Linked DNA regions of Homo sapiens: region 2 is linked to region 1. A link is an interaction called in ENCODE POLR2A ChIA-PET data of the cell type or tissue named here. Cell type or tissue: Caco-2. All regions are shown on one strand. Region 1 has its middle 10 kb from the start of PPFIA1. Region 2 overlaps PPFIA1 (PPFI scaffold protein A1).

Evidence for each region. ChIA-PET counts read pairs that join two places held together with the same protein. Peaks named below come from ENCODE experiments on the same cell type or tissue, not always from the same donor. Only the 100,000 strongest peaks of a DNase experiment are listed, where the experiment ranks them.
Region 2: POLR2A ChIA-PET joins it to region 1 with 13 read pairs; 3 of 35 experiments call an interaction of 5 or more read pairs at or near these places.

Annotation. Positions count from the first base shown.
Region 1 is chr11:70,256,683-70,264,682 of GRCh38, forward strand. No RefSeq gene overlaps it. Among named protein-coding and RNA genes, the nearest start is that of PPFIA1, 10 kb to the right of the region's middle. In Caco-2, no CTCF peak of the experiment used is centred here; a DNase peak (open chromatin) is centred at 4,731.
Region 2 is chr11:70,373,864-70,381,863 of GRCh38, forward strand. PPFIA1 (PPFI scaffold protein A1) reads left to right here. Exons shown (of 28, transcript NM_003626.5): 24 at 1,055-1,230; 25 at 2,669-2,737; 26 at 4,167-4,332. The region is part of intron 1 of CTTN-DT (CTTN divergent transcript); the gene reads right to left. Among named protein-coding and RNA genes, the nearest start is that of CTTN-DT, 21 kb to the right of the region's middle. In Caco-2, CTCF peaks have their summits at 5,046 and 5,248; DNase peaks (open chromatin) are centred at 4,858 and 5,118.

The DNA.
Region 1 (8,000 bases):
GAGCAAAACTCCGTCTCAAAAAAAAAAAAAGGTATTTTAAGAAGTGTCTCATCTGTCAAGTTAGCTGGTATTAAATAAATAAAAAGAAAAAGCATCACTTGTTGGGCACAATGGCTCATACCTGTAATCTCAGCACTTTGGGAGGCTAAGGTGGGAGGATCGCTTGAGTTCGAGATCAGTCTGGGCAACATAGTGAGGCCCCCACCACCACCACTCTCCCTGTTCCTTGTCCCCACTCCCAATCTCTCTCTACCAAAAAAAAAAAAGAAAGAAAGAAAGAAACTGCTAGGAAGAAAGGAAAGAGCTTTTGTGGTTGTACTGCTATGCTATTGCCTACAGCATCAAACACTCAACTAACAGAAGGTGCCCAACACAGACACAGGTGTTTACTATTCACTTAACAAGCCTGCTAGGGGGCAGCTCCCAGTGGGCACAAGCCTTCCAGTAGTCTTTCCTTAGCACATTAGCAGACACGGTTTCCAAATTCCCAACAGATATTAATCTTCAAGACTCGAGAATGTCATTCAAAAACAAGGACACAGCCTGAATTCTAAATGCCAGGTTGTACTAAGGGAACACCTTGATCTTTGAGTCTTGACTGTGTTGTTGGGTTTTTTGTTGTTGTTTTTTTGTTTGTTTGTTTGTTTGTTTTTGAGACGGAGTTTTGCTCTGAGATGGAGTTTTGCTCTGTTGCTGGGCTGGAGTGCAGTGGCGCAATCTTGGCTCACTGCAATCTCTGCCTCCCGGGTTCAAGTGATTCTCCTGCCTCAGCCTCCCAAGTAGCTGGGACCAGGCGCGCTCCACCATGCCTGGCTAAGTTTTGTGTTTTTAGTAGAGATGGGGTTTCACCATGTTGGCCAGGATGGTCTCGATCTCTTGATCTAGTGATCCGCCTGCCTCAGCCTCCCAAAGTGCTGGGATTACAGGCATGAGCCACCGCACCCAGCCCCTTGACTGTGTTTTGTTCAGGGCATTCTTCGTACTAGTTGGTTGTGGTTATAAAACAATTAGTGGGCCAGGCACGGTGGCTCATGCCTGTAATCCCAGCACCTTGGGAGGCCGAGGCGGGCAGATCACAAGGTCAAAAGATTGAGACCATCCTGGCCAACATGGTGAAACCCAATCTCTACTAAAGATACAAAAATTAGCCGGGCGTGGTGGCGTGCACCTGTAGTCCCAGCTACTCTGGAGACTGAGGCAGGAGAATCACTTGAACCCAGGAGGCGGAGGTTGCAGTGAGCTGAGATCGCGCCACTGACTCCAGCCTGGGTGACAGAGCAAGACTCTGTGTCAAAAAACAAAACAAAAAAAAAAACACACAAAAAAATTAGCGAAACAGCTTACATTCATATTTATTTTATTTTATTTTATTTATTTATTTATTTATTTATTTATTTTTGAGATGAAGTCTCACTCTGTTCCCCAAGCTGGAGTGCAGTGGCATGATCTTGGCTCACTGCAACCTCTGCCTCCTGGGTTCAAGCAATTCTCCTGCCTCAGACTCCCGAGTAGCTGGGATTACAGGCACGCGCCACCACGCCTGGGTAATTTTTGTATTTTTAGTAGAGATAGGTTTCACCATGTTGGCCAGGCTGGTCTCAAGCTCCTGACCTCAGGTGATCCACCCGCCTTGGCCTCCCAAAGTGGTGGGATTATAGGCGTGAGCAACCGTGCCCAGCCCAATTTTCGATTCCATACTTCTGCCCCATGTTGTTTTGTCTCAGAATCCATTTCTTTAAAAAATAAATCTTTTGCAGATGTGGAAAAAAAAAAAGATATGGGCATGAGATATCAGAATTCCCCAAACCCTAAGTTATTTTGTATTTATTAAAAACATTGTGTTTACTTGCTTGTAAAGAATGGGTGACCATAATAAGCAGGTTCAGAGGTTTTCTGTAAAAAAATTTTTAAAAATCTGAAGTGCATGGTTCTTATTATAAACCAATATATTTTGACAATATTGTTTTTTTTTTTTTTTGAGACAGAGTCTCCAGGCTGGAATGTAGTGGCATGTTCTCGGCTCACTGCAACCTCTGCCTCCTGAGTTCAAATGATTCTCCTGCCTCAGCCTCTGAAATAGCTGGGACTACAGTAATGCACCACCACTCCTGGCTAATTTTTGTATTTTTAGTAAAGTCAGGTTTTCACTATGTTGGCCAGGCTGGTGTTCAACTCCCGGCCTCAAGAGATCTGCCCGCCTTGGCCTCCCAAAGTGCTGGGATTACAGGCATGAGCCACTGCGCCCAGCCAGTATTACATATTTTAATAACATAAAAAACCTCCATCTGATACAGATATTTGATAATAAAAAAATTAAAAGAAAAGAATATTAGTAAACAATAAATGTCAAATTAATTTTTAAAATCTTAGAATAATTCCACAAATATCCAACATTTAAAAGCTTAATTGTCCTATCTCATAATCTTGATCTTTGTTTCATCATAAATATTCCAGTTGTGGAAAAATTTCTTAGGACTGTGCCCAAAAGCATCCTCAAGTTGGGCAACAGGAAGAGTATAGGGTTGTTTGTTTGAGACAAGGTCTTGCTTTGTCACCCAGGCTGGAGGGCAGTGGTGCAATCACAGGTCACTGCAACCTCAGGCTCCTAGGCTCAAGTGATCCTCCCACCTCAGTCTCTAGAGTGGCTGGGACTATAGGCTCATGCCACCATGCTCAGCTCATTTTTTTTTTTTTTTTTTTTTTGAGATGAAGTCTCGTTCTGTCACCCAGGCTGGAGTGCAGTGGTGCAATCTCGGCTTGCTGCAACCTCCACCTCCTGGGTTCAAGCAATTTTCCTGCCTCAGGCTCCCTAATAGCTGGGATCACAGACACTTGTCACCATGCCTGGCTGATTTTTGTATTTTTAGTAGAGATGGGGTTTTGCCATATATTAGCCGGGCTGGTCTTGAACTCCTGACCTCAGGTGATCTGCCCACCTTGGCCTCCCAAAGTGCTGGGATTACAGGTGTAAGCCACCACACCTGGCCTCATTTTTTATTATTTTTATTTATTTATTTATTTATTTTGAGACAGAGTCTTGCTCTGTCGCCCAGGCTGGAGTGCAGTGGCGCCATCTCGGCTCACTGCAAGCTCTGCCTCCTGGGTGCACGCCATTCTCCTGCCTCAACCTCCCGAGTAGCTGGAATTATAGGTGTGCACCACCACACCCAGCTAATTTTTGTATTTATAGTAGAGAAGGAGTTTGGCCATGTTGGCCAGGCTGGTCTTGAACTCCTGACCTCAAGTAATCCACTCACTTCGGCCTCCATTAGTGCTGGGATTATAAGCGTGAGCCACCACACCTGGCCTTCGTTTTTAAATTTTTTTGTAAAACAGGGTCTCACTATGTTGCCCTCACCGATAGAGATTTTTTGTTTGTTTTTTGTTTTTTAATTTTGTGGTAAAATACACATAACACAAAATTTACCATCTTAACCACTTCTGAGTGCACAGTGCAGTGGCATTAAGTACTTTCTCAGTGTTTCACTGCGTGCAACCATCACCACCATCCATCTCCAGGATTTTTCTTTTCTTTTCTTTTCTTTTTTTTTTTTGAGATGGAGTTTCACTCTGTCACCTAGGCTGGAGTGCAATGGTAAGACTCGGGTCACCGCAACCTCTGCCTTCTGGGTTCAAGCGATTCTCTTGCCTCAGCCTCCCGGGTAGCTGGGATTACAGGCATGCGCCACCACGCCTGGCTAATTTTGTATTTTTAGGAGAGACAGGGTTTCTTTATGTTGGTCAGGCTGGTCTCGAACTCCTGACCTCAGGTGATCCACCCGCCTAGGCCTCCCAAAGTGCTGGGATCACAGGCATGAGCCACTGCGCCCGGCAGTCTCCAGAATTTTTCATCTTGCAAAACTGGAACTCTGTGCCCATTAAATAGTATCTCCCCATTTCCCTTCCCCCAGCCCCTGGCATGCACCATTCTACTGTCTGTCTTTATGGATTTGACTACTCTGGGACCTCAGGTAAGTGGAATCACACGGTGTTTACCCTTTGTGCTTGACTTAGTTCACTGGGCATAATGCCTTTGATACTCATCCGTAAGGTTACTTTTTATTTTTTTTTTAATTTTATTTTTTCTGAGACAGGATCTCACTCTGTCAGCCAGGCTGGAGTGCAGTGGCACGATCACCACTCACTGCAGGCACAACCTCCTGGGCTCAGGTGATCCTCCCACCTCGGCCTCCTGAGTAGCTGGGACTACAAGCGTGCACCCACCACACCCAGCTATGTTTTTGTATTTTTAGTAGAGATGGGGTTTCACCATGTTGCTCAGGCTGGTCTCAAACTCCTGGGCTCAAGCCATCCGCCCGCCTTGGCCTCCCAAAGTGCTGGAATTACAAGCATGAGCCACTGCACCTGGCCCAGATTACTTTTTTAATGGTGAAACTATTTCATCTGCTTCACAAAAAAACTATAGCCCACAGTGAATACTCAGACTCTGGAATGCCAGCAAATACACTGGGTAGGATTCAAATAACACGAACATTGAGATCTGTTAGCAAGGTTCACAGTGCTAATATTCAAAATCACACGTTGAAGTTGCCGGTTTGAGGACTTAGCTGCTTATTTCTTAGAATACCACTCATAGGATTTGGATAAAATACACTATGTGTGTAAACTCAACAACATTTATTTTCAAGAATAACTCACCATTTGGCAGAGGCAGGGGCCAGGGCAGGCATACACAACAGGGCACAGCCACAGGCAAGATGGACTGGTTCTCTCCCACATACTTCTGTCCCAGTTCTAGGAATGTTGGAATGTTGACCTTAACCTTCAGCTCCACGTGTCAGCGCTTCCTACTCTAGCTTTTTTTTTTTTGGAGACGGGGTCTCACTCTATTGCCCAGACCAGAGTGCAGTGGCATGATTACTTCTTCTGTTTTTTTTTTTTTTTTTTTTTTTTTTTTTTTTTTTTTTTTTTTTTTTTTTTTTGAGACAGAGTCTTGCTCTGTTGCCCAGGCTGGAGCGCAGTGGTGTGATTTCAGTTCGCTGCAATCTCTGCCTTCTGGGTTCAAGTGATTCTCCTGCCTCAGCCTCCCAAGTAGCTGGGATTACAGGCATGTGCCATCACACCAGGCTATTTTTTGTATTTTTTGTAGAGACGGGGCATGTTGACCAGGCTGATCTCGAACTCCTGACCTCAGGTGATCCACCCGTCTCAGCCTCCCAAAGTACTGAGATAATAAGCATGAGCCACTGTGCCCAGCCTGCCCTAGCTTTTTTTTTTGAGACGGAGTCTTGCAGTGTCGCCCGGGCTGGAGTGCAATGGCGCTATCTCGGCTCACTGCAACCTCCGCCTCCTGGGTTCAAGTGATTCTCCTGCCTCAGCCTCCTGAGTAGCTGGGATTATAGGTGCCTGCCACCACACCTGGTTAATTTTTTGTATTTTTAGTAGAAACGGGGTTTCACCATGTTGGCCAGGCTGGTCTCAAACTGCTGACCTCCTTATCCGCCTGCCTCGGCCTCCCAAAGTGCTGGGATTACAGGCATAAGCCACCATGCCCAGCCCTGCCCTAGCTTTTGGCTTGACATCAGTGCATTCCTTAGAGCTGGTAACCTCCCTCTATGTTAAGTTTGTTTCTCCTGTGGGAATCCTACTCTTCCCTTTTTTTCCCATCTATCAACTGATTTTTTTTTTTTTTTTTTTTGAGACCGAGTCTCACTCTGTCGCCCAGGCTGGAGTGCAGTGGTGCGATCTCGGCTCACTGCAGGCTCCACCCCCCGGGGTTCACGCCATTCTCCTGCCTTGGCCTCCTGAGTAGCTGGGACTACAGGCACCTGCCACCTTGCCCGGCTAATTTTTTGTATTTTTAGTAGAGACAGGGTTTCACCGTGTTAGCCAGGATGGTCTCGATCTCCTGACCTCGTGATCCGCCCGCCTCGGCCTCCCAAAGTGCTGGGATTACAGGCGTGAGCCACCGCGCCCGGGCTTGCTTTTTTTTTTTTTTTTTTTTTTTTTTTTTGAGATGAAGTTTTGCTTTTGTTGCCTGGCTACAGTGCAATGGCGTGATCTCGGCTCACTGCAACCTCTGCCTCCCAGGTTCAAGGGATTCTCCTGCCTCAGCCTCCTGAGTAGTGGGGACTACTGGTGACTGCCACCACGCCTGGCTAATTTTTTGTATTTTTAGTAGAGACGGGGTTTCACCATGTTGGCCAGGCCTGACCTCAGGTGATCCGCTCACCTTGGCCTCCCAAAGTGCTGGGATTACAGGCATGAGCCACTGTACTCAGCCTTATTGACTGATTTTTCTTGTTATTCAGGATTGGGAAAGGGACCGATTTCCTGTGAGATGGTGGGAAGGAATTTCCTGGAAGCACAGTGGGCAGAATCTTTCCTTATGGTCTCACAGCAGCTGCCACAGTCCCCAGTCCCAGTCCTCAAGGACAGAGGCCATGGGGCTTTCTTCTGCTCTCTCTTTCTTCAGAGAGGGAAGTCCCAGGAGTCTCCGCACACTTTCCCTTATGTGTCACAGATGAGAACAGGACTCTAGCTTGTCAGGGGCAAAGGGGAAGAAGATGCTAGCAGAGTTGGTCCAAGCCTGATTCATGCTGTGGGGACGGGCATGGCGCAAATATAAAAGACTTCCACCAGTGATAATACTGTTCATATGGCGCTTCCCAACTCAACCCTCACGGCAATCCTATGAGGTGGTGCTACCATCTTTGCTTTACAAATGAGGACATTTGGCCCAGAGAGGCCAAGCAGCTTACCTAGGAGTACACAGCTACGGCAAAGAAGCAGAGCCAAATCTGACACAAGCTACCTGTCTCCAGGGTCGGCATCCACACCCACTGTGCAGAGTGTCTTCAAAGAGGGCACGGTGACCAGGCAGGGGACCAGCTGGGGGGGGCTGCTGCAGTCAACTCTCATTTCCAGCCGTAAGAGTTCCTCAGCGAATATCGCAGGGTGGTCTGTGGGTGTTATTATCCCCATTTGACAGATGAGGAGAGTGAGGCTTAGTAGAGGTTAGTGCCTTGCCCCAGGGCAAGGTAAAGAGCTGGGAGTGCAGCTGAGACCTCTGAGAGTTGGACTACCTCTGTCTGGGCTCTTCTCCCTATAACAGCGGGACATTTTTATTAGGTGGCTCTGTTTGATGAACACAATGAGGTTGTCAAGAGAAGCAAGGTGCAAAATGCTTGACTTCCCTTTGAAATATAATTATACACATACATTATATTATGAATGAGACTAAAGTCTTCATGTCCAAGCAGGCAGCCAGGAGATGCCCAAAGGATTGGGAACCTCCCTATACCTGGCGTTGGGATAGGGGCAATGGAGACGATTTCAGACAAGATGGATCAGGAAGACAGATACAGAGACCAGGGCTCAGTACCTTGGTGTCCCACCCCTGGTGGAAGGGTTTGACTCCTGCTTTGGGGGCCTGGAGATAACTTTTGATGTAGCAGCAGGAACATTGGCTTTGGAGCCAGAGAGTTTTGAGCTCAAGTCACTGTTTTTACCAAATCATAAACTGTGGGGTGTGGGGTATGTTATCTAATCCTTCTAGGTCTCAGTATTTTCAACTGTAAAAGGATGCAGGATATACTTGTGAGGATTTGGGGAGTTAGATGGGTTAAAGATTTTTTGTAAAATGCTCTGGAAATTGTAAAATGCTCTGTAATTTTCTTATTATCACTTCATCCAGAGGTGTCCGTGTCCGTGCTCTTCGGACTGACCTGAACAAACCAAGTCATAGTCACTGATGGACCAATTTTCTTTCTTTTTTTTTTTTAGAGATGAAGTCTCACTCTGTCGCCCAGGCTGGAGTGCAGTAGCACAATCTCGGTTCACTGCAACCTCCGCGTCCCGGGTTCAAGCGATTCTTGTGCCTCTCAGCCTCCCAAGTACTGGGATTACAGGCGAGTGTTACCACGCTTGATTAATTTTTGTATTTTTTTTGTAGAGACCGTGTTATGCCATGTTGGCCAGTCTGGTCTCAAAATCCTGACCTCAAGTGATCCACCCGCCTCAGCCTCCCGAAGTGCTAG
Region 2 (8,000 bases), 120 kb after region 1:
TACAGTGTGTGTATATGTATGGACTTTTATCCAGAAAAGGGCATTGGCAATGAAATATGTCCATCTGTTTTGTTTTCTGTATCTATTTTACATCTTTTTCCAATAGACAAAGATCTTTGGAAGTGTCTTTGGAAGTGATTGGTGATCATCTGCATATATTTTTAGAGTGGCTATTTTTAGATCTAATAGAGCAAATTGAATAATTTGTTAATTTGCATAAGATATTGTGGCTGGGCATGGTAGCTCATGCCTGTAATCTCAGCACTTTGGGAGGCCAAGGCAGGAGTATTGTCTGAGCCCATGAGTTCAAGACCAGCCTGGGGAACATAGTGAGACCCTGTCAGTACAAAAAAATTAGCTGAGCTTCGTGACACACGCCTGTAGTTCCAGCTCCTCAGGAGGCTGAGGTGGGAAAAATCACTTGAGCCCAGGAGGTTGAGGCTGCAGTGAGCTATGATGGTACCAGGCTGTATCCAGCCTGGGTGACAGAGCAGGACATTGTCAAGAAAAAGAGAGGAAAAAAAAAGATTTTCTGCAAAGTCTCTAATGTGCTGGATGATATTGTTAAGTTTCTCTCATTTTAAAATGAGACAAAGACTTCGAGATTAGAAATGAGAGGTTTCTGTTGAATTGAGCAAAGTGTTCATATTATTATGGAGCCAGCTCCATCCGTGATGAAGTATTTCAGAAGACTCTCCAGTCTGTGTGTGAAGCATGTTTATACATGTTAGGTATTCAAGTTCTTGCAGTCCTCTGGCTTCTGATCCCTGGATCCTCATCATCTTCTTTTCTCTAGAAATAATAACTTCATTCCTCTCGTGCTCACTGGAAGGATGAGTTCTAATGGGAGAGTCTCCCTGAGAGTGGAGCAGGGCCAGGACACCATTGTCTCAGTGCAGCAAATGGTTGTCTATTTAGCAGTGTCTCCCAGCACTTTTCTCAGGAGCCGAAGGATTAGGAACCATGGTAGGAATCTTTCTCCTGCATTACAGGGTACATGTGATAAAGATGGCTTTCTGAAGCCACTTTTATAATTGTCTTTATTCTTTTGCAGACGTGCTTGTTTGGAGCAATGATCGAGTGATTCGCTGGATCCTGTCAATTGGCCTTAAAGAATATGCAAACAATCTTATAGAGAGTGGTGTTCACGGAGCACTTCTGGCCTTAGATGAAACCTTCGACTTCAGTGCACTGGCACTGCTGTTACAGATCCCGACGCAGAACACACAGGTGACGCCAAACCTGTCTGTGTCTGCACTCATTGTTCAGTTGGCACCCTGATTATAGACAGCTAGTTATTCGAATAGAAAGAAACTTTAAAAAAAAAAAAAAAAAAAAACTTCAGACAACTAGTTTTTGGTTTTTTTTTTTTTTTTTGGTCTATTGGCTTTCCCTTTTCTGTTGGAAGCATGAGAGTCCTGCAATAAACCAGATAAGGACGATCTTTCATTCCAGCCCATGTGCCTGATCAGAAGAGTGACATATATTTAGTTCTTACATGGAAAGAGAAGTGTTTTTAGGTGTGCCACATGAAGATTTTATTAATTTTGTTTTTATGGGTAATTGCCTTATGCCATTCTTTTTGACTCATGGGCTCATTTGAAAAACAGGGAACTTTTATTCCTCTACAGAACATTGAATATGCCAGGCAAGGTGGCTCATGCCCACAATCCCAACACTTTGGGAGGCCCAGGTAGGCAGATTGCTTGAGTCCAGGAGTTCGAGACCAGCCTGGCCATCATGGTGAAGCTCTGTCTCTACAAAAAAATACAAAAAAATTAGCCAGGTGTGGTGGCACATGCCTGTAGTCCCAGCTACTTGGGAGGCCAAGGCAGGGAGATTGCTTGGCCCGGGAAGTGGAGGTTGTGATGAGCTCTGATTGCGCCACTGCACTCCAGCCTGAGTGACAGAGTGAGACCCCCATCCCAAAGAAAAAGGAAAAAAAAAAAAAAAAATTGAATATCTTTGGCCAATACCCCTGACCAACCCACACAACACACCCTTGTTAATATGACTCCAAGGATCATGGATCCCTTTCTGCAAAAGCCCATCCATTGACTCCACATTAGATGCCCTGATTTAAAATATTATTATGGTTCAATGTAGTCATAGCAGTGAGGGAGTTGTTTTTTTGTTTGTTTTGAGATGGAGTTTCGCTCTTGTTGCCCAGGCTGGAGTGCAATGGTGCAATCTTGGCTCACTGCACCCTCTGTCTCCCAGGTTCAAGTGATTTTCCTGCCTCATCCTCCCAAGTAGCTGAGATTACCGGCACACGCCACCGTGCCCGGCTTATTTTTGTATTTTTAGTATAGATGGGATTTCACCATGTTGGCCAAGCTGGTCTCAAACTCCTGATCTCAAGTGATCTGCCTGTCTCGGCCTCCCAAAGTACTGGGATTACAGGCATGAGCCACCACACCCAGGCCCTAATTTTTGTATTTTTAGTAGAGACGGGGTTTTACCATGTTGCCCAGGCTGGTCTTGAACTCCTGACCTCAGGTGGTCTGTCCGCCTTGGCGTCCGAAAGTGTTGGAATTACAGGCGTGAGCCACCAGACCCAGCCAGCAGTGAGGGAGTTTAAGTCTTGGTTTAAAAAACAATTACGATGCTAACACCCTTCAAATTAGATTTGATGAAAGTTTTATTTGTTTTTCTTTGGTTATTTCAGGCTCGTGCTGTCTTGGAAAGAGAATTTAACAACCTTTTGGTCATGGGGACTGATAGAAGGTTTGATGAAGTAAGTTTTTGGCCTAATGTTCTTTAAATGTCTGAAATGTGTGTAAATGTTTAAATGTGTGTGAAATGTAAGCTGTTATTATTATTATACTTGGGACATCATGTAGCTAGGCAGTCTCTCTGGATGTTAGAAGTCAGGCTTTGCTCTTATACATTTATTCACAAATGAGCCTTTAAAAACTAATACCTGGGCCGGGCACGGCGGCTCGCACCTGTAATCCCAGCACTTTCGGAGGCTGAGGCGGGCGGATCACCAGAGGTCAGGAGTTTAAGACCAGCCCGGCCAACATGGTGAAACCCCATCTCTACTAAAAAACACAAAAATTAGCCGGGCGTTGTGGTAGGTGCCTATAATCGCAGCTACTTGGGAGGCTGAGGCTGGAGAATCGCTTAAACCTGGGAGGTGGAGGTTGCAGTGAGCTGAGATCGCACCACTGCCCTCCAGCCTGGGCGACAGAGAGAAACTCCATCTCAAAAAGAAACCCCCTCCCCGCAAAAAAAAAACCCACAAAAGTAATACCTTCAAGAAGGTAGTTTTGTTTTTATTTTTGCTATTTAATTTTTGACATCCCTCAAAAATGGTTTTCACATCATAAAACATTGGTTGCAGCTTAGGAACAGAGTCTGTAAGTTGGGTTTTGGGGACCAGTAGTTATCCTACCCCAGTCCAGAGTGTACCCCCATACTCCTGTGCATGGGTGGGGTGGCATGTTTCAGAAGTATATTAAAAACACAAAATGTTAATTTCCCCTTAAAACCATGACTCATTTGTTCCACACGATTAGGAGTCTCTTAATTGGACCTTAAGAAAAGTTGAGTTTGACAGAGAGAATAGAAGACCACCTCTAAAGATGAAGCACTTGTTGCTATATCCTGGCATAAGATAAAATTGTTTCTAGTTAAAAATTGTTTGTAGAGCTGCGTGTGGTAGGGGCACACCTGTAGTTCCAGCTACTTAGGAGGCTGCGGTGGGAGGATGGCTTGAGCCCAGGAGTTTGAGGTTACAGTGAGCTATAATCACACCACTGCATTCCAGCTCGGGCAACAGATCTAGACTCTGTCTGTAAAAACATAAATAAAAATGAAAAATAAACTATTTTTAAGATAAATAAAAACGTATTACGTTGCAAGAAAGTGATTCCTGCAAGGTGTAAGAAGTAGAACATGATGCTGTGGAGAAGGAGCACATCCTCATGGCCCAGCACCGACCTCATTTCGCCAGCTGAGGCCCAGCCGGACCATCACCATGCCCCGTTTCACGCTGAAGTTCCAGGTTGGGCAATATATTGTGTGGTCATCAAGAAGGGATTAAATACATGTGGACAAGAATACATTCTCGAGATCAGCAGTCATTTTAAAGGACATGTAACTTTACATCTCTGACCTTTATTTTTTAAATGAATCTTGTTTTTTGTTCCTTAATTTACCAGGATGATGATAAAAGCTTTAGGAGAGCACCTTCATGGAGAAAAAAGTTTAGACCAAAGGACATTCGTGGCTTAGCTGCTGGGTCAGCAGAGACTCTCCCTGCAAACTTCCGGGTGACTTCTTCTATGTCTTCCCCCTCTATGCAGCCAAAGAAGATGCAGATGGACGGTATGTGATGGGTCACACTAACCTGTCACTTGTTGGGAGCATGAGCAGCTTTCTGTCTGGAACATTAATAATGATCTAAAACGGCCTATTTAATATGTTACAAGGCACTTGAGTATGGTTGCATGTCCAAATATAAATGTTTTTAAATTAACTCTAACATTTGTTTATAAAAGTTTAACCATAATAATAGAATTTTTAAAACACGCTTGTCTGGTTGAATCTTAGCATATTTTTCCAACTAATAAAGCTCAGTATTCGTCTGTGTTCTCAGAGAGAGACTGAGGCATACTTGTAAATTTGTGTCTGTGACAGGCCGTGCTAGAAAGCTCTTTCAGGAAATAGTAGTGTAGTAGTAGCTTCCAAACCACATAATTTACTGCTCTCCACACCAGAGAAAATAACTGAGTACATTTTTAAGAACACACAGTTTCCAGCTTGTGTGAGCTCTGCCTATGCTTTCTGCCCTCCCTGCTGCTGCTGTTCCGTGCAGTCACATGTCTACCCATTAGAGGGCAGGGAAGGGAGGAAGGTGAACCTCCAAGAAGTCCCCAGTGGAGCGAGGCAGCTATTGACTATACCAGCCAGAGAGAGAGCATCACTGCCATGATTTCACATGCAGTTTGGGATTTTCCCTTAGACGGCCACTTTGATTTGAGGTTAACAGTTGACCATGGCTTCCTTACAGGTCTCTCAACTCTGCCCTTGTACTCATCTAATGAAAGGCAGTGCACAGGTTGAAGAGCCAGGCTGCCTAGGTTTGACTCCAGCTCTGCCACTAGGAGGTGCATGACCCTGAACAAGTCATTTAACTACCCTGGCCTCGGTCTCCCCATCTGTAAAATGGTCGTCATGGTAGTGTCTTCCTCATAGAGTAGTTGCGATGATTGAATGCCTCATTCATTAAGCTGGTGAAGTTCTGAGCCCGTGTCAGTCGGGGCTGTTTGGCAGCCCCTGTGCTACACACAGGTCACTCATGCTCACTTCTGAGGCCAGTGAGCAGACTGGAGGAAAGGAAGTGGCATTAAAAACTGTGCTAATCCTTGAGGCCAGGAGTTTGAGACCAGCCTGACCAACATGGCGAAACCCCGTCTCTACAAAAAAAAAATACAAAAATTAGCCAGGTGTGGTGGCACATGCTTGTAATCCCAGCTACTTGGGAGGCTAAGGCACAAGAATCATTTGGACCTGGGAGGCAGAGGGTGCAGTGAGCCGAGATTGTGCCGCTGCACTCTAGCCTTGATGACAGACTGAGACTCTGTCTCAAAAAAAAAAAAAATTTTTTTTTAAGTGCTAATTAGGGGCCAAGCATGGTGGCTTATACCAGTAATCCTAGCACTTTGATAGGCTGAGAGGCAGGAGAATCACTTGAGCTGAAGTTTGAGACTAGCCTGGGCAACACAGTGAGACCCCATCTCTAAAAAAAAAAAAATAATAATTGAAAACTGTGCGAATGGGGTTTTTGCCAATTTTTTTTGTCATCAGTCCCTCCCGTACGTAGGTTCATAAATTTTGTTCTCTATCACCTGTATAAAAATAAAAAGAAAAGTACATTTAAATAAAACCTTAGTTAAGCTGGACGCTTTGGGTGAGAATAGCTTACTTTGTGGCATTTTTAGTAAAAAGCTGTATTATTTATTTATTGTTTGCCAGAATTTGATAATATACTCAAGGGGGAAAACCCAGTATATCTTTTAACTAGGAACTTTTTACAAATTAGCATTTTTCTTCCAAGAGTCATGCATATAATTCTTAGAAAGCAGAACTGTGACTTGGCCTTCAGCTCAAGCTCTGTCACCTGGAGTCCACGAGTGCTTTCTTGTTTTACTTGTGGCTTCAATTTCAGTTTTCCTTCTGATAAATCACATCTCCCTTGTTAAATGTTAACAGGAATATTAAGAATGAGAGTTTGGATGGATGAAAAGTAAACCTAGGCCGGGCGCGGTGGCTCACGCCTGTAATCCCAGCACTTTGGGAGGCTGAGGTGGGTGGATCAGCTGAGGTCAGGAGTTCGAGACCAGCCTGGCCAACGTGGTGAGACCAGCCTGGCCAACGTGGTGAAACCCTGTCTCTAGTAAAAATACAAAAAAATCGGCCGGGCTCGGTGGCTCACGCCTGTAATCCCAGCACTTTGGGAGGCCAAGGCGGGAGGATCACGAGGTCAGGAGATCAAGACCATCCTGGCTAACACGGTGAAACTCCATCTCTACTAAAAATACAAAAAAAAAAAAAAAATTAGCTGGGCACGGTGGCAGGCGCCTGTAGTACCAGCTACTCGGGAGGCTGGGGCAGGAGAATGGCATGAACCCAGGAGGCGGAGCTTGTGGTGAGCCAAGATCACACCACTGCACTCCAGCCTGGGCGACAGAGCAGGACTGTCTCAAAAGAAAAAATTTGCCAGGCATGGTGACACATGCCAATAATCCCAGCTACTTAGGAGGCTGAGGCAGGAGAATGGCTTGAACCTGGGAGGCAGAGGTTGCAGTGAGCCGAAATCATGCCACTGTACTCCAGCCTGGGCGACAAGAGCAAAACTCTGTCTCAAAAAAAAAAAAAAAGTAAACCTAAAAGGTATAGGGAATTTATTATAAAGAAGACTTTTTACCCTTACATTAAATAACTCAGGCACAAGCCTGCTAAAGGGATTATTATTATTATTGAGACAGGGTCTCACTCTGTTGCCCAGGTTGGAGTGCAGTGGCTCAGTCTCGGCTTACTGCAACCTCAGCCTCCCAAGTAGCTGGGACCACAGGTGTGGTCCCATGCCTTGCTAATTTTTTGAATTTTTTGTAGAGATGGGCTCTCACCATGTTGCCCAGGCTGGTCTTAACTCTTGGGCTCAAGCAATCCTCCTGCCTTGACCTCCCAAATTGCTGGAATTACAGACGCGAGCCACCGTGCCCAGCAAAGTTGACTATTTTAATGGCTTTTTAATTAAGGGAATGTGGGGTAAACTCCAGCAGGTCTCCCAGGTTCTTAAGAGTCAGAGGGTTTGTGAAGATCATCTGTCCTCACCAACAGTCCCAACTGTCTTAATGTCTTTGCTGGAACCATGCAGGATGTTGATTAAGTGTTCCTGGTATACCTGTGGGAAAACAAAAAACATAACCGGGAGCAGCCAGTACCTGCTTCCGATTTGCAAAAACTTAAAATCCCAGTTGTTAATGGAAATCGGGCTTACTTATGGCCACACTGTGTTTCTTGAACAAGAACCAAAATCTGTGGTCTCTATGATTAATATTTCTGGTAGGAACTGAGACTGGGCTTCAGTTTTTAGATCAGCTTTCACCCCACTCCCTGGCCAACGCCCCACCCCTGCAGCCAGATCTCTGCACCTGCTCTGCTCCTCCCCAGGAGAAAAGGGCACCGGCTTCCCAGACACCCAGCTAGTGCTGGGTAGCAAGGTTCTCTCCCTCCTCTTAGACTGGTCTTGTACCCGACGTCGTTGGCCTCTGCGCTCAGTGGGGCTGGGCAGCATCAGCAGTGCCGCTTGGTGTTTCCTTCATACCAGTGTTAGAGATGGAGCACTTAGGGCAGGGAGAAAGCCCCATTGGTCTATGAATGCAGAGTTTAGTAAGAGATAAAGGGATCACTCTAAGTAGGGGTCATTTATGCAGATGTACATTTTGAAATTGTTACTGTACCATTTGGTGCTTGGTATTTCGGAGTAG